Linked DNA regions of Homo sapiens: region 1 is linked to region 2. Evidence: read pairs that join two places in POLR2A ChIA-PET (ENCODE). Cell type or tissue: Panc1. All regions are shown on one strand. Each heading gives the region's core, and the rest is flanking DNA. Links, peaks and the distances in the headings are about the cores only. Region 1 holds the start of HPDL (4-hydroxyphenylpyruvate dioxygenase like). Region 2 overlaps CCDC163 (CCDC163 homolog).

Region 1 (8,516 bases), core at 154-2,653, 170 kb after region 2:
AAGGAAAAAAATGATGAGGACTCTCCAGTGTCACAGGTGTGTGAAATGCCTGTACTGAGTTTTGTGGGATATGAATTGTGGAGCCATCAGTTCTTTTTTTTTTTTTTTTTTTTTTTTGAGACAGTCTCACTGTCACCCAAGCTAGAGTGCAGTGGCCCGATCTCGGCTCACTGCAATCTCCCACAACTGGATTAAAGCGATTCTCCTGCCTCAGTCTCCCAAGTAGCTGGGATTACAGGTGCCTGCTACCACACCCAACTAATTTTTGTATTTTTAGTAGAGACAGGGTTTCACCATGTTGACTAGGCTGGTCTCGAACTCCTGACCTCAAGTGATCTGCCCATCTTGGCCTCCCAAAGTGCTGGGATTACAGGCGTGAGCCACCACACCCATCCATGGGAGCTATCAGTTCTAATTGGGAGACGGATCAGGAAAGGCTGTTTGGAGGAAGCAGCTGGTAATCTTCGTCCTAGAAATGAATCCTTTTCTTCAGGTTTGGGAGGGGAATCAACCGTAGCGATGTTCTTTCCAGTCCCAAGAGTAGTGTGAGCAAAGGTGGAGCCCAGTGCAGGCTGCAGTGCTCAAGGAGCTGTGAGCAGTTGGTTTAGCTGGAAAGGTCAGCAGGGCCTGCTGGGTCAGTCAGGGTGTGAGCCCTAGGCTGCTGACTCATTTTAGGTGGAGGAGAGAGGAGTCAGATTTGCATTTTTAGGACAATTCGATTCCCTCAGGCAGCCTTTTGGAGGGTTGATTGATGGGGCAGATACTTGAGGCAGGATGAAAGCTCTACAGCATTCCAGGCTAAGCCTAGCTAGATCAGTAGAGTCGGGGAAAGGGAGAGAGGACAAGGAGAGGATTCTCTGCTCCCCCTCCCCCAACTACAAGGCCTCCCTCCTTCCATTTTTTCACAGGGTTCCAAAAGGTCCCAGGTGTCCTCTCCGTGCAGTCGGAAAAAGCCCCGCATGGGCCAGCAAGTCCTGGATAATTTCTTTCGGTCTCACATCTCCACTGATGCACACAGCCTCAACAGTGCAGCCCAGTGACACCTCTGAAAGCCCCCATTCCCTGAGAATCCTGTTGTTAGTAAAGTGCTTATTTTTGTAGTTATTTTATGTTGTATTTTTTTGAGATGGGGGTCTCGCTATGTTGCTCAGACTGGTTTCGAACTCAGGTGATTCTGGCCTCAAGTGATTCTCCCACTTCAGCCTCCTAAAGTGCTTGGATTACAGGCATGAGCCACCACGCCCGCCCTTTTGTAGCTATTTTGGACAGCCTTCCACCCTCTCCCTAGCCCCCTCACCCCTTATATCTGAGGGAGGGACCCAGAAAAGTGGTGACGTTCTGCTTGGTTCTGACTTTCTCTGGCTGAACTCCCAGCCAGCCCCGGGCAGATGGGGTTGGAGTGGGGGTGTTCTGTCCAGACTGATCTGCCCTCCAACCCCCAGGAGAAAGGCAAGGCAGCTACAGGGAGAACCTGCCAGTGGCTGACACACAACACCCTCTGTTTACGTCTCAGGTCAGCTCTAATTGGAGTGGTGGCATCACTCTGGAGTAGGTAGTTGGGCTCAACTCTCACCCAGCCCCTCCCCACCTGAGTGGTCGCTCCCTAGGGGGAGAGGAAGCACAGGAGAAGATTTGTTCTGTTTTAAATTCCTACCTCAAATACGAAATAATTTATTTAGGGTTATGTTACATACGGAGTGAAACAATACAGAAAAGCAAAGGGCTAATAATGACAGGATTTGAGGAGTGGGTGGGAGGAAATAGAATCACAGCGGGACACAGGGAGGACTCGAAAGTATTGGTTATGTTCTATTTCCTAGTGTGTAATTCTTTTATTGTTCTTTGTATCTTACATATTTATTATAGACTGTATATAAGAAATGTTTTAGTTTTAAAAAATCCCACCTCTTTGGAGCCCAATGAGAGACACAGCTTCTGGCAGGCACTGATGAAATGGAAGTCACACCTGCCCCCCGGAGGCAAAGCCTTTCACTAGTTGGGCCTCCTGCAGATGTTCCTCAGTTCTGTGCTGGTCTCCCCAGAGCTGCAGGACAGCTGGCTGCACCCAGCCCTGGGCATCCTTAGGCTTCCTGGCTCCTGGCAGATTGCTCCTGTACGGACTGCCACAGAGCTCTGATGTTGCCCTGACCAAAGCCAGTGGCCCCCTGCCTCTGAATCAGCTCCAGGAAGAAAGTGTCCTCAGTAAAAAGGGACTTGGTGAAGACCTGAAGCAGAAACTTGCCTTTATCACCATCTAGCAGGATCCCCTGTCGAGCAAGCAGATGAGGCTCGTGCCCTGCAGCTCGGATCTGCCTCTCCTTTCCTGGCTGCTGGTAGTATGCCCCAGGGGGAGCCAGGAACTGGCCTCCAGCAGTTGCCACCCCCTCAGTGGCCTCCACAATGTTAGGCGTATACAGCCCCACGTGCTGCAGGCCTGGCCCCTTGTGCCGGGCCAGGAACTGCTCCACCTGGTCCTGTCGTGTCGTCGCCCCCGGAAGGGACTCAGCCAGAACAAGAGTGGGGACAATGCTGCCCGGCTGGGCCTGCAGGGCTGTAAGCCTCAGTCCCCCAAGCCCAAACCCTGCTGTCATTTCGAGGCCCAGCTCGGGATCCTCACCTGGGCTCAGCGGCAAGTGGCAAAAGCCCAGGCAGTCGTGGAACCAGCGCAAAAGTGTGGGGGAGCTGCCGGGGGTGCAGGCCAAGGTCAGGTGGTCCACGCGGCTGACCCACCCGGGGCCAGGCGCAGAGGACACGGGCCTGAAGCCGGGTAGGAAGGGTCCGCGGTAGCCAGCGCGCTCCAGCAAGGTCAGGCTGAGGATGCCGGCAGGCGAGCTGACCACGGCGTAAGTGGCGGCACCCTGCGCGTCCCGCACGCGAACGGGAGGGACAGGCACGCTGCAGCCCAGCGCTGCCAGCTCCCGGGTTGCAGCGCCGGCGTCCGCCACGTCGAAGCACAGGTTTGTGGCGCTGGGCACGGCGTGACGCGGATCCAGGCCGTACAGCGGCTCTCCAGACCCTGCGCCCTCGTTCACCAAAAAGACCGCGTCGCCGCTGCGCAGGGCTAGCTGCCGCCAGCCGTCCACCTCCCGCGAAGCCAGGGGCTGGAAGCCGAAGAGGCGCTGCAGGTTCCGGGCTAGGGGCTGCCCGGCGGGCACGTGGAAGGCGATGTGGCACAAACGAAGGGCGGGCGCGGCCATGGCGCTCTGGACGGCGACCTAGACTTGTCCTTCTGGGGCCGCTTACTTGTGGTTGGGGACTTCGGGGCTCTCAGTCCTGGGCTGATCGTCCGGAGTTGGGGAGTCCGGCTCACCCCGCAGAGCGCGTTCCTCGCTTTCTTCCGGAAAGAAGTCACCCGCCGACCCCTGAGAGCTCGCGGTTCTCCCTGCAGCGCCACCCCAGCCAGGAGCAGCGTCTGGACCACCGGGTCTCAGTGAGCCGAGCTGCTGGTTGTGAGAACCACGCGGTGCCTGTGCTCGCGCCAAGCAGGAGAAAGAGGGCGGAGCCCGTGACTCCGCCTTTGACTCCCCACCCCCTCCCCCACACCCTGTCGCCTCGGATACTGCGGGGTCGCCGCGCTGCTCTTTCCCCGGGCCTCACGCCTGGTCACATCCTTGGGCACTGAGCCTCCCTTCCCCAGCCCAGGAACTCACAATGGCTGCCTTCACTCGGCGCCAGGCACTGGGCTCCCACTCATCCCCCCAACCTCACAGCGAAGGGACTCAGCCCGGGTTCAGGGAAAGAGTTGGAATTCTCTCTCCACAAGCACGGAATTTTTTAGCACTTTCATGTTTTTTCTTTAAGTTCTGGAGTTTGCCTCTAAGTCTTAATGTTCCCTGGAATACACACACACACACACACACACACACACACACGTTTATATGTTTTGAGACAGGGTCTCACTCTGTCACCCAGGCTGGAGTGGCACAATCACAGCTCACTGCAGCCTCCACCTCCTGGGTTCAGGCGATTTTCCTTGCCTCAGTGCACAAATAGCTGGGACCACAGGCGGACGCCACCACACCCAGCTAATTAAAAATAATTTTTTTTTTTAGAAATGGGGTCTTGCTATATTGCCCAAGCTGGTTTTAAACCCCTGGGCTCAAGCCATCTTTCCACCTCAGCCTCCCAAAGTGTTGGGCAATCTCTCAACCAGTCCTGTCTCTTTCTTCAATCACCCTTCTGTCAACATCATTTAACCCCTTGTCCCAAGCAAGATTTGGAGGAAAAATCTGACGGTTCGGGATCTGAAAGGAACAGCTGCCTGGCTGTCATTCCCCTTCCCCATCCTTTGAGGACTGGAACACAGGCCCTCCTTGCTCTTTGCAGCTTCCTGACTTGGCATTGAGCCAGAGATTTCTGTGGTGGGGGCACTTCTGGCTCTGAAACCCAGAATTGTGTGAGATGACTGGATTGAGGAATTTGTAGTCTTCTGGAACTTCAACTGAGTGGCCCTTGAAGGGTTAGGGAAGGGCATCCAAGAAGGGCAAAGGGCATAAGCAAAAACTCAGTAAGAGTGTGAGCCAGACTCTTAGAGGAGCAATGGGCCATGCTGTTAGGGAGGCATTTAGGATGAATGCCACAGTCCAAGGCATCACAAGAAATTTTTTTGTCAGGCAGCCTGATCTACTGGGTTTCATTGGCAAGAGGGAGAAGGATGTCATAGGGGACAGGGGCTAGCTGGATGTCATGGTGTTCAGGCCTGCAGGCAGGAGGGCAGTACCCAGGAGCTGGTCAGGGTGGTAAAAGGTACTTGGTGCTACTCTGCAGACCAGTGAATGTGAGGACATGAGTTCCAAAAGCCAGACGGACCTGGGTTTGAATCACCAGCAACACTTACTGTCTGTATGGGCAAGTTGCTTAACGCCTCTGAGCCTTAATTTGCCCATCTGTAAAAATGGAAATAATAGTACCTACTTCAAAGAGTTGTGATTAAGTGAGGTGGAGTAAGTGTTCAGTAAATAGTAGCTGTTGCTATTGTAGTTACTGTTTTTTTTTTTAATTAATTTTATTTTCCCACATATTCTAATATTTATTTATTTTAAAAAGTTTTTCAGAGCTGGGCACAGTGGCTCACACCTGTAATCTCAGCACTTTGGGAGGCTGAGGCAGGCGGATCACCTGAGGTCAGGAGTTCAAGACCACCCTGGCCAACATGGTGAAACCCCATCTCTACTAAAAATACAAAAAATTAGATGTAATCCCAGCTACTCGGGAGGCTGAGGCAGGAGAATCACTTGAACCCAGGAGGCGGAGGTTGCAGTGAGCCAAGATCATGCCATTGCACTGTAGCCTGGGCAACAAGAGAGAAACTCTGTCTCAAAAAAAAAAAAAAAGAAAAGAAAAAAGTTTTTTTAGAGATGAGGTCTTACTCTGTCACCTAGGCTGGAGTGTAGTGGCATGATCACAGCTCACTGCAGGCTCCAACTCCTGGGCTTAAGCAATCCTTCCACCTCAGTCTCCCAAGTAGCTTGGGACTACAGGTGCACACCACCATGCCTGGCTATTTAGTTATTGTTTTATTTTATCTCATGATACAATGCCAGTGGTACCTCCCAGAAGGTGTTGTGTGGCCTACTAGAGAGATGGGGACAGGGGCTTCACTGGCATGGGCCAAAGGCTAGGCAGCCTACTCAATGAGCAGCTCACCCCAAGGAATCCTGGGTAGTAAGAAAGGAAAGTAAATCTTGGGGGCCCCAAATCACTAAGCTAAAAGGAAAAGTCAAGCTGGGAACTGCTTAGGGCCAATCTGCCTCCCATTCCGTTCAAAGTCACAGTAAGAGTTAAAGAAAGAGGAAAGAAACACAAAAAGCAGCTCAAAAATCAAACCTGAGAGGGGCTTCTGGCTGATTTCAGTCAGGAGTGCTCTCTCTTACAGACTATTTATTTATTTATTTATTTATTTATTTAGAGATGGATTCTCACTCTGTCACCAGGCTGGAGTGCAGTGGCGAGATCTCAGCTCACTGCAACCTCCGCCTCCCGGGTTCAATCGATTCTCCTGCTAGCCTCCCAAGTAGCTGGGACTTACAGGCACGCACCACCATACCCAGCTAATTTTTGTATTTTTTTTAGTAGAGACGGGTTTCACCATATTGGCCAGGATGGTCTCAATCTTTTGACCTCATGATCCGCCTGCCTCCACCTCCCAAAGTGCTGGGATTACAGGCGTGAGCCACCGCGTCTGGCCCAGACTAACAGTATTTATTGGAGAGAGCTTGGAATGTTTCTGTGTCAGGGAGAAGTTTATGGTGGAGTTGGAATGTCTCTGGTTGGAGGGGAGGTTATCTTGAGGCTGACACCTCTCCAGCCGAAGGGGAGGTTATCTTGGGGCTGGCATGTCTCTGGCTGGGGAGGGGCTTGGAACGTTTCTGGTCAGAGATGTCATTTGTGGTTTATGGTCATGCTGACCTTAGCCATTAGGCTGATGCCCTTTGGATTTAGGCAGTTTTTGATCAAGGCAAAACTTAAAATGGCAGTGCTTGTCCAAGATGGCAGTGCTCCTGCTCCGTCAGTCCAGACTCTATAGTGATAAAAAGGACGGGGGCAGCCAGGTGCAGTGGCTCACACCTGTAATCCCAGCACTTTGGGAGGCCAAGGCGAGTGGATAGCTTGAGGTCAAGTATTCAAGACCAGCCTGACCAACACGGTGAAACCCCATCTCTGCTAAAAAAAATACAAAATTAGGCCAGGCGCGGTGGCTCACGCCTGTAATCCCAGCACTTTGGGAGGCCGAGGCGGGTGGATCACGAGGTCAGGAGATCGAGACCATCCTGGCTAACACGGTGAAACCCCGTCTCTACTAAAAATACAAAAAATTAGCTGGGCGTGGTGGCGGGCACCTGTAGTCCCAGCTACTCGGGAGGCTGAGGCAGGAGAATGGCGTGAACCCAGGAGGCGGAGCTTGCAGTGAGCCGAGACTGAGCCACTGCACACCAGCCTGGGCGACAGGGCGAGACTCCGTCTCAGAAAAAGAAAAATTAGCCAGGCATGGTGGTGCACGCCTGTAATGCCAGCAAGCTGAGAGGCTGAGGCAGGAGAATTGCTTGAACCCAGGAGGCGGAGGTTGCAGTGAGCCGAGATCGCACCATTGCACTCTAGCCTGGGCAACAAGAGCGAAGCTCCATCTCAAAAAAAGAAAAAAAAAAAAAAGGGCCGGGTACGGTGGTTCATGCCTGTAATCCCAGCACTTTGGGAGGTTGAGGTGGGTGGATCATCTGAGGTCAGGAGTTTGAGACCAGCCTGGCCAGCACAGTGGAAACCCCGTCTCTACTAAAATACAGAAATTAGCCAGGTGTGGTGGGCGCATGCCTGTAATCCCAGCTACTTGGAAGGCTGAGACATGAGAATCACTTGAACCCAGTAGGCGCAGGTTGTAGTGAGCAGAGATCATGCTACTGCACTCTAGCCTGGGTGACAGAGTTAGACTCTGTCCCCCCCAAAAAAAAAAAAAAAAAAAAGAGGGGCGGCATGTTCTTTCTGGCTACTTCCTTTTGACGGGGATGGAGAGTTTTCTGGTTTCGGATTGACTATAGGAGTAATGCCATCTGTAGATGTTTTGGGGTAGTTGTCTGTGAAATGGCCATGATCCTGTCAGTTAAAAATCCTTGAAAAAAGTTTATTAGGCAGGGTAAGAACATTAGTCCTGGGCATATTATTAGGAGATGGCCCAGGAATGGGGATGACTCATGCTACGATTTTGTTCCCAAACCAAGAATCCATTTGGTTGTTTTGGTATTCCCTTAGCTTTTTAGTTCTTTCTTGCCGAGACCAGCTCGGTCGGGGAGACCCTAACCCAGCGGCGCTAGAGGAATTAAAGACACACACACAGAAATATAGAGGTGTGAAGTGGGAAATCAGGGGTCTCACAGTCTTCAGAGCTGAGAGCCCCGAACAGAGATTTACCCACATATTTATTAACAGCAAACCAGTCATTAGCATTGTTTCTATAGATACTAAATTAACTAAAAGTATCCCTTATGGGAAATGAAGGGATGGGCCGAATTAAAGGAATAGGTTGGGCTGGTTAACTGTAGTAGTTAACTGTAGCAGGATCTTCTGCTTAGTTTCTCAATTCATCCAAACCGTATCCAGGCCATCACCAATCATTCTATACGACAAATGCTCCTTCTAACAACCCCACAATATCACCCCTTACCACAAAATCTTCCTTCAGCTTAATCTCTCCGACTCTAGGTTCCCATGCCACCCCAATCCCGCTCGAAACAGCCCTGAAAAACATCGCCCATTATCTCTCCATACCACCTCCCAAAATTTTCACCACCCCAACACTTCAACACTATTTTGTTTTATTTTTCTTATTACTATAAGAAGACAGGAATGTCAGGCCTCTGAGCCCAAGCCTGCACGTATTCATCCAGATGGCCTGAAGTAACTGAAGAATCACAAAATAAGTGAAAATGGCTGGTTCCTGCCTTAACTGATGACATTACCTTGTGAAATTCCTTCTCCTGGCTCATCCCGGCTCAAAAGCTCCCCCACTGAGCACCTTGTGACCC
Region 2 (9,536 bases), core at 724-3,223:
GCAAGTAGAGTATCTAGGGTCTTGTGAAACTCTTAGAGAGGATGATCCCTAACTTGTCCCACTACAGCATCACTAAGGTTGCTGCAGGGGGCCCCAAAGGGGAGTGCTTTTCTCCTGGAGCAATGCCTGGAGGAGCTGAGAAAGGAACTGCAGGGCCTTCAGAGCCAGGTGTGGGAGCAAACCCAAGCCCAAGCCCAAGCCCAGATGCAAACAGGACCAGGAGAATGCAGTACTACCAATGGCCTTCCTCAGGAGCTGCAGACTGAGTAAGGGATAGTCAAGACCTTGCCTTCTTTTTTTTTTTTTTTTTTTTTGGGTTTGTTTTTCTTTTATTGATCATTCTTGGGTGTTTCTCACAGAGGGGGATTTGGCAGGGTCATAGGACAATAGTGGAGGGAAGGTCAGCAGATAAACAAGTGAACAAAGGTCTCTGGTTTTCCTAGGCAGAGGACCCTGCGGCCTTCGGCAGTGTTTGTGTCCCTGGGTACTTGAGATTAGGGAGTGGTGATGACTCTTAATGAGCATACTGCCTTCAAGCATCTGTTTAACAAAGCACATCTTGCACCGCCCTTAATCCATTTAACTCTGAGTGGACACAGCACATGTTTCAGAGAGCACAGGGTTGGGGGTAAGGTCACAGATCAACAGGATCCCAAGGCAGAAGAATTTTTCTTAGTACAGAACAAAATGAAAAGTCTCCCATGTCTACTTCTTTCTACACAGACACGGCAACCATCCGATTTCTCAATCTTTTCCCCACCTTTCCCCCCTTTCTATTCCACAAAGCCGCCATTGTCATCCTGGCCCGTTCTCAATGAGCTGTTGGGCACACCTCCCAGACGGGGTGGTGGCCGGGCAGAGGGGCTCCTCACTTCCCAGTAGGGGTGGCCGGGCAGAGGCACCCCTCACCTCCCGGATGGGGTGGCTGGCCGGGCGGGGGGCTGACACCCCCACCTCCCTCCCAGACGGGGCGGCTGGCCTGGCGGGGGGCTGACCCCCTCCACCTCCCTCCCGGACGGGGTGGCTGCCGGGCGGAGACGCTCCTCACTTCCCAGACGGGGTGGCGGCCGGGCAGAGGCTGCAGTCTCGGCACTTTGGGAGGCCAAGGCAGGCGGCTGGGAGGTGGAGGTTGTAGCGAGCCGAGATCACGCCACTGCACTCCAGCCTGGGCGCCATTGAGCACTGAGTGCGGCCTTGCCTTCTTGAGGCCTTTGAACTTTTGGCATTTGTAGTGGGACAAGTTGGGGATCATCCTCTCTAAGAGTTTCACAAGACCCTAGATACTCTACTTGCCTTCTTACTCTGGATTTGTTGATTGACTTTAGAATAGCACTGCTGTCACTCCTGCAGTGCTGTGGGAGGAGTCAGAGATTATGCAGAAGGAATTGAAGTTGCTGCAGTACCAGTTGAGTAAGTAAAAGGTGGTTGGGGGCGAATATGCGTTTCCTTGTCCCCTTTTCTGGAAAGTCATCTTCTTCTTTTATTTATTTTTATTTATTTTTATTCTTTTTGAGATGGAGTCTTGCTCTGTTGCCCAGCCTCGCTCTGTTGCCTGTTGCCAAGGCTGTGTTGCAATGGCGCAATCTTGGCTCACTGCAACCTCTGCCTCCCGAGTCCAAGCGATTCTCCTGCCTCAGCCTCCTGAGTAGCTGGGATTACAGGTGCCCGCCACCATGCCCAGCCACTTTTTTTCATATTTTTAGTATTTTTAGTAGAAATGGGGTTTCACCATGTTGGCCGAGCTGGTCTCGAACTCCTGACCTCAGATGATCCGCCTGCCTTGGCCTCCCAAAGTGCTGGGATTACAGGTGTGAGCCACTGCGCCTGGCCTGGAAAGTCTTCTTGCTCTCCCATTAAGTGGCCATGGCTCCAACTGCCTGAGCTACTGAGAAGTGTGGCCAAGTATTTTGTTGCACTCTTTGTCTCTCATGGTGTGAGTTTAATCTCTTCAGTCAGCTTGGAAGCGTCCCAATGGCTGAGCCAGAATGTTTCTGTCTCAGTTTTTGGCAGCAGGCTGGTCACAGGCAGGGAGGGAGAAGGAAAGAAGTTGGGGAACAGCCCCCTTACATTCTCTCTCATCTGCAGGCCAGCACCAGGAGCTGCTGCTGAAACAGCTGGCTGAGGGACGACAGGCTCAGGTTGGCAGTTGGAAGGTAGGACTAGGTTCAGACTTGTCTCTGCATATTTCTCTATGGAGGACCTTTCCTTTCTCTGTCTATCCTGTTCTGCAGGGAGGCCAGGATACCCTCTCCTGCCCCTGTCTTCATTCCTCTCTTCCCTGTGCTGACTCTCTCTCTCTCCAGAGCTCTTCTTTCTAACCTTTCTGCTCCCGGCCATGAGAAACTATCCTTGCCGACATGAGGGTTCCAAGTGTGCTGAAGAGGACAGTCATGGGGAGGGAGAGAGGGAGAGGTTTGGTTCCACCTGAGCCCATGATCTGGCAGATGTTAGAGCAGTTGCAAAGTGGCCAGGAAGGCAAGGGTCATACCCTGGAGGCTACCAGGACAGAGGACCAAGATGCCTGGAGGGAGCACAACCTCCTTAGGTCAGGGGGTATGGGTGCTGTGCCATTGGAGGGAAATTGTCTCACAGGTCGGGCACTGGGGACCAAAGTTCAGCTATCCTAGATTTGACTTGGGCTTTTGGGGTAGTATGAGTATCTGGGTTGTATCCCATAAAGGCATTCTTTACCTGATAGAGAGTCAGTGAGGTACCTTTGTATGTTTGGATGTTACAGAGGGAGGAGAGATTGGCAGGGCGCGGTGGCTCACGCCTATAATCCCAGCACTTTGGGAGGCCGAGGTGGGCGGATCACCTGAGGTCAGGAGTTCAAGACCAGCCTGGCTAACATGGTGAAACCCCATCTCTACAAAAATTAGCCGGGCATGATGGCGGGTGCCTGTAATCCCAGCTACTCGAGAGGCTGAGGTGGGAGAATCACTTGAACCCAGGAGGTGGAGGTTGCAGTAAACTGAGATCATGCCGTTGCACTCCAGCTTGGGTGACAGAGTGAGACTCCATCTCAAAAAAAAAAAAAAAAAAAAAAAAAAAAAGAGGGAGGAGACCAGAGTCCTAGCCTGAGGAAGGAGGACAGTTCTGTGTTGGAAGGGCCCCCTTGATACATCATTATCTTCTCTGTTTCTGGTTCTGTTCCCCTTTCCAGGATCTCCATTCATGTTGTCCAATCTAAGCTGCCTCTGCCCACTACCTTCACCATGTCTGTTTCTTCATCCAGCTCTTAATTCAGTCTTCTGGACAGTAACAGTAGCTGGGAACTTTTATGGAAGCCAGGTAAGGATAAGGACAAGGATTCCCGTTTTGGGGGAGGCTAAATCTGAATGGTGCCTGAATGCCAGCTGCCTAATTATTTAACACTAGGTAGAATGGAGTCTCTGCCTTTCTGTGAACTCACTGACCTCTGTTGCTGTTTATCCTGTCAGTCCTCTATGTCCCTCTCTATTAGAAAGGCCTAGGGCCTAGTTCTATGCATATCACAATGCTTGCTGATGACTTGTTTTCTCTTCCCTTTTCTTTCCTCTTAGATCCCCAGAGGAGCACCCTTTCTAACCTGGAGCCCAGCATCTTTCAGCTCCATGCCCAGAGTCTTAAGCAAGAGGACCTATTCCTTTGGGGCCCCAAAATGCTCCTGAATGACCTGTAAGGACTCGTTAAGAATAGTAGGATGAAGGCTTCTTTGCCCACCCTCCCCTCCAAGGCCCTGTTTCTGGGCTGCCCGCCCCTACCTTCTTGAAGTAGCTATTATCTGTCTTATCTACTGAGGCTTTTCACTGCCTGCCCATCCTTGCCCCCCATCTCAGCTCACTGCAACCTCCGCCTCCCAGGTTCAAGCAATTGTCCTGCCTCAGCCTCCCAAGTAGCTGGGATTACAGGTGTGCGCTAATTTTTGTATTTTTAGTAGAGATGGGGTTTCACCATGTTGGCCAGTCTGGTCTTGAACTTCTGACCTCAAGTGATCTGCCCGCCTCGCCCTCCCAAAGTGCTGGGATTACAGTTGTGAGCCACCATGCCCAGCCTATAGCTGTACCTTCTGAGTGCAAGCTCAGTTGAACTTGGAAAGTAATGGGAGTTCCCATTCTGGTGAGTAGAATGAGGTAGGACACTGCTCTAGGGCAGTAGTGCTGGGGGATGCAAAGGAGGATGAGATATTCTGGTGGGACTTGGATCTGGACAGTAGGAGGCTACCTTTCCTCATCTCCAGCTTCTGCCTTTTTTTTTTTTTTTTTTGAGGCAAGGTCTTACTCAGTTGCCCAGGCTGGAGTGCAGTGGCATGATCTTGGCTCACTGCAGCCTCCGCTTCCTGTACTAAAGCAATCCTCCCACCTTAGCCCCCCAAGTAATAATATATGGGACTACAGGCACACGCTATCATGCCTGGCTAATTTTTAAATATTTTTTGTAGAGACAGGTTTTCACCATGTTGCCCAGGCTGGTCTCGAACTCCTGGGCTCAACTGATCCACCAACTTTGGCCTCCCAAAGTGTTCAGATTACAGGTGTGAGCTGCTACCATGCCTAGCCCCAGCTTCTACTGCTTGAGGCTCTCTTTGGCATCTCCACACATCATCCTTAGCAGCCCAGACTGCATTTCTGTAGCAGCCTCTTCCCTGGTCTCTTCTTTCAGTCTCTCTGCCTCTAATCCAGTGGCTTTAAGAATTTTTTGGCTGTGACTTCCAGTAAGAAATACAATTTACATTGTGACCTAGTAAATATGTGTGTAGATTTATTAACTGAAATAAAAATGTTATGATTTAATTTTTATCCTTAGTGGGAGTGATACACTGATATTTTCTATTATATTTCATTAAAAAATGCCTTGTGACTAATGATCCTGATCCTTTTCACTACTTGGACAACACGGAACATGAACTGCATGGGTCCACTTTGTTTTTTCTTTTTTTTGAGATGGAGTTTCACTCTGTAACCCAGGCCAGAGTGCAGTGGCGAGATCACAGCTCACTGCAGCCTCAACTTCCTGGGCTTAAGCGATCCTCCCACCTCAGTCTACCATGTAGCTGGGACCAGAGGCATGCGCCACCACACCCAGCTAATTTTTTGTACTTTTTGTAAAGACAGGGTTTCGCCATCTTGCCTAGGCTGGTCTTGAACTCCTGGGCTCAAGTGATCCTCCTGCCTCAGCTTCCCTAGTAGCTAGTACTACAGGCATGTGATGCCACACCCAGCTAATTATAAAAGGATTTTTGTTTGTAGAGATGTGTCTCACTATGTTGCCCAGGCTGGTCTCAAACCCTTGGGCTCAAGAGATCCTCCTACCTCAGTCTCCCAAAGCCCTTGGGATTACAGGTCTGAGCCCACACACCCAACCTCAACAGAAATATTAAATAGCAATGTGGAAAATTGTTATTTGAGCTGTCACCAGGTGGCAGCACATGATTTGTTGCCAGAAGAATGGTACCAAAAAGCCTTTGGTCAGGGGGACTGGGCTGGGGTGATCTCTCTTCTCCCTTCAGAGATTCTGTGAGCTACCAATTAATCTTCCTAAAACACTGCCCTGTTTAGTTTATGGTCCTGCTCAAGAATAGCTCTCACAGCATAAAAAACAAAAGACAAATTTGAATATTGGCATTTAAGCCCAACCCACATGCAGCCTCTTCTCTCTCCAATATCTCCTACCACACTTCTTTCTTTCTTTTTATATTTTTTTGGGACAGGGTCCTGCTCTGTTGTCCAGGCTGGAGTGCAGTGGCACCATCCACAGCTCACTGTAGCCTTGACCTCTGGGCTCAGGTGATCTTCTGGCTTTAGCCTCCCAAGTAGCTAGGACCACAGGTACATGCCACCATTTTGGGCTCATTTTTTTTTTTTTTTCTGTACAGACAGGGTCTCGCTATGTTGCCCAGGCTGGTCTCAAACTCCTGGCTTCAAGTGATCCACCTTGGCCTCCCAAAGTGCTGAGATTACAGAAGTGAATCACTGTGTCTGGCCATATTTTTTTTTTTTTTTTTTTTTTGAGACGGAGACTTGCTGTGTCGCCCAGGCTGGAGTGCAGTGGTGCGATCTTGGCTCACTGCAACTTCTGCTTCCCGGGCTCAAGCGATTCTCTTGCCTCAGCCTCCTGAGTAGCTGGGACTACAGGCACGCGCCAATACACCCAGCTAATTTTTCTATTTTTAGTAGAGACGAGGTTTCACCATGTTTGCCAGGATGGTCTCGATCTTCTGACTTCGTGATCCCCCTGCCTCGGCCTCCCAAAGTGGTGGGATTACAGGCGTGATCCACTGCTCCCGGCCCTGGCCATATTTCTTAAACTTTATGGCCACCAGGAATGCATACCACTTATACTCTTCCAGGAGGATGAAAGTCTTAAGATGTCTGAAAAGGGGTCTCTAACCCCTGGGAGTGCTAATACAGTAAGGCCCATACTGCTTGCTCTTGCCCTCCTCCTGTTCTAGTCTCTTCAGTCATGAGATTATGAGCTCCTGATGTCCAGGCACATGCAAAAAGTGAAGAAATATGTGCCTTGAACAGCTGGGCAGAATTCTTAGCTGGGAGCGGTGGCTCACGCCTGTAATCCCGGCACTTTCGTAGGCCAACGTGGGCCGATCACTTGAGTCCAGGAGTTACAGACCAGCCTGGGCAACATGGTAAACCCCGTCTCTACAAAATATACAAAAAATTAGTCAGGCATGCTGGCGTGTGCCTGTAGTCCCAGCTATCCGGGGAGGCTGAGTTGGGAGGATCATCTTAATCCAGGAGTTTGAGGCTGCAAGTGAGCCATGATCGCTCCATTGCACTCCATCATCCTGGGCGACAGAGTGAGACCCTTCTAAAAAAAAAACAACCAACAAAAACAACAAAAAATCCCAACTTATTCCCCACCAGCTTTCTTTCAAAATCTGTTTTCAAGCTAGCTGAAGTGTTACCTCCTCTAAGCTTTCACTTAACCGAATCTCATAGTCATGATTAATTGCTTCCCTAGCATTTTGTTTAGCTCTACTGATTGCTCTTACTATTTCAAGTCGGTATTATTGATATATTTTTTCCTCCTCACTATACTGAAATCCTGCAGGACGCAGCATTCTTACCGCTTTTCCTTACTCAGCTATACCTTGACCAACCCGAAAGCCGCGCCAGTCTAGTCCATTTTCTATTGGCTTTATCAATTACCAATCATTTCTGTGTTTAACATTTTTATTGGTCCATCTTGTGTTTACTGCCCCGCCCTCTAAGAGGCTCCTGGACTTGGGTTTCCCCCAGGTGTATTCCCTCCTCCTCGGTTCCGCCTTTCCCACACACTGCTTCTTCTGTTTTTACCTCGACTTCCTTCCTATTGGTTCCCTTCGTCCTCCGGAGTTGGCACCTACGGCTGTTGATTGGCTTTTCTGGACGCCCATTGTGCCCACCCTCATACCACGTGGCATTCCTAGCGCTAATTGGGCAATTCCACTACCTCGTTTATCAGGAGTTGACGGTTGACTGGCTACTCTGAGGGAGGGCTTGAGGGAGGGGCGTGGCCAGCCGAGACCCCGCCCCCAACCCCCCTGCTGGGCCGGGTAGGCGTTTCAGTCTTTCGCGGCCCGGGAGCTCAGCAGAGCTACCAGCTGCCCTGTTGGCTTCGCTGGTCGGATCGTCCTCCTGGCCCCGCCAAACAGGCGGGGGGAGCGGCCCCGACTGTGGGGCCATGGCAGTAGTCTCCTCGTTCGCCGCCGCCGCTAGCCTAGCTGAGTCGCCGGCTTCTGCGCTAGGGGCTCCCACCGCCTCCGCAGGCTAAGGAGCCGCTGCCACCAACGAGCTGTGAGGGTTACTATGCTCCCTCTTTGCCGCCGTCTCCTCCTCTTGCCCGCGCAGGCACCCCTCTGGCTGCTCAGTCCTGCCTCAGGTAACGTGAAAAGAGGACGGGGGTCACAAACCCGGGCATCCTGCCTGGCCCGCGCGCGCTGCCGCTCCACCTCCTCTGCCCCGGAGCAGAGGCGCCTGCGTCCCTCCGCACCCGACGGGACCCCTCGGCTTCCCAGAGGTCCCCCTCTCAGCGGCGGCGGACGCTCCCTTCCTGGCCGCTTTCCCCTTTCCTTCTCACTTCCCTCAGGCTCCCCGCCACGTCTGCTCCCCCTTAGAACCTGGGAACCCATTAGAAGTTACCTCGCTCGCATTAGGGATCTTTCGTTTTCTCGGAAAACTCTTGTTTCAGAGACTTCCAGCTCCCCACTGAGCGCCTCCCTGCTCGCATACCCGCTCCTGCCTCAGAGATCTGGGTTCCTTCACTTGACTTCCCTCCGATACACTCTTCCCTCGAAAACGTTCACCTCTACCCAGGAAAACAATTCCCTCCCCTCAGACCCTACTGCCTTCCCCCTCTTCTTTCCTCGCTTGTCATCGTCTCCCTTCCTTTCCCCTCTCTGCTTTTTACTCTTCGCTGTGAAGAGTGGACTAAGCCAGTGTTCAGATTTCGCTACAAGCGAAATCCAGGTTTGCGTAATTTAAAAGTCTTTAAATTGTATACCTCTGAGAAGAACTTGCTGAGGAATTTGGACTTCATGCTGCATGCATGGGGAGCCGTTGAAGGTTTTGTAAGCAGGAGCTTGGTATGATTGCATTATCTTTGGTGAAAATATAGAGGAAGGATTGAAAGTGAAGACCGTGGAGGCGGAAAGGCCAGGTAGGCAGAAAACGAGTGTGCTCATCCAGGCGGGAGGGAATGGCCCGAAATTCCAAGAGGTTTCAAAATAAAGTTGAGAAGAATAGTAGAAAGTTTCTGACTTGGCTGATGGTGTGAATCGGTAGTGTTAATTGAAATAGGGAACATAGTCTCTGGTTATACCACCCTCAACGCTCCTGATCTCATCTGAAATAGGGAGCATAAAAAAGCAATTTTGAGAGAAGGTAATAAATTTGGTTTTGAACAAGTTAAGTTTCAGGGTTTGTTTGTTAGTTTTTGTTTTTTTTGACGGAGTCTCATTCTGTCACCCAGGCTGGAGTGCAGTGGCACGATCTCAGCTCACTGCCACCTCCTCCTCCCAGGTACAAGCGATTCTCCTGCCTCAGACTACCGAGTAGCTGGGATTACAGGCATGCGCCACCACGTCCGGCTAATTTTTGTACTTTTAGTAGAGACGGGGTTTCCCCACGTTGGCCAGGCTGGTTTCGAACGTCTGACCTCAGTCAATCCGCCCACCTCGGCCTCCCACAGTGCTGGGATTACAGGCGTGAGCCACTGCTCCCAGCCGAGTTTGAGGTGTTTTGAAATATCACTGTGGGTATCTGGAAATTTGGGTCTGAAAATTGGGAGAAAGCTTGGACCTGGATACATAAATTTGGAGGGTCAAGAGAATATATGGGGGATATTTGTGTGCCTTAGTATGGAATGGTAATACTGAAAGATGAGAAGGGCTGTGGACCAGAAGGAGCATCATTGTTTGAAAGGTAATAGACACTGAAAAAGAGAGATTAAAGGAACGGGACAAGAACTAGAACATAACAGCATTATAATAGGAGCCAAAGAAAGGATTTCAAGAAGGGAGTGGGGGGCGGTGACTATCAATGTCACGTGCTTTCGAGGTC

Evidence for each region. ChIA-PET counts read pairs that join two places held together with the same protein. Peaks named below come from ENCODE experiments on the same cell type or tissue, not always from the same donor. Only the 100,000 strongest peaks of a DNase experiment are listed, where the experiment ranks them.
Region 1: POLR2A ChIA-PET joins it to region 2 with 13 read pairs; 18 of 35 experiments call an interaction of 5 or more read pairs at or near these places.

What each region holds. Positions count from the first base shown.
Region 1 is chr1:45,321,830-45,330,345 of GRCh38, reverse strand. It overlaps HPDL (4-hydroxyphenylpyruvate dioxygenase like), which reads right to left and starts at 3,451. Exons shown (of 1, transcript NM_032756.4): 1 at 1,636-3,451. The coding sequence starts at 3,197. The coding sequence ends at 2,082. MUTYH (mutY DNA glycosylase) reads left to right here. Exons shown (of 16, transcript NM_001048174.2): 16 at 909-1,104. The coding sequence ends at 1,040. RefSeq lists enhancers at 1-891, 2,240-2,349, 3,110-3,359, 3,370-3,419 and a silencer at 6,155-6,449. In Panc1, for the core only: no CTCF peak of the experiment used is centred there; no DNase peak of the experiment used is centred there.
Region 2 is chr1:45,489,173-45,498,708 of GRCh38, reverse strand. CCDC163 (CCDC163 homolog) reads left to right here. Exons shown (of 5, transcript NM_001102601.3): 3 at 1,326-1,410; 4 at 2,086-2,153; 5 at 3,543-4,843. The coding sequence ends at 3,650. TESK2 (testis associated actin remodelling kinase 2) reads left to right here and starts at 7,546. Exons shown (of 11, transcript NM_007170.3): 1 at 7,546-7,857. RefSeq lists enhancers at 7,258-7,552, 7,839-7,888 and a silencer at 7,389-7,608. In Panc1, for the core only: no CTCF peak of the experiment used is centred there; no DNase peak of the experiment used is centred there.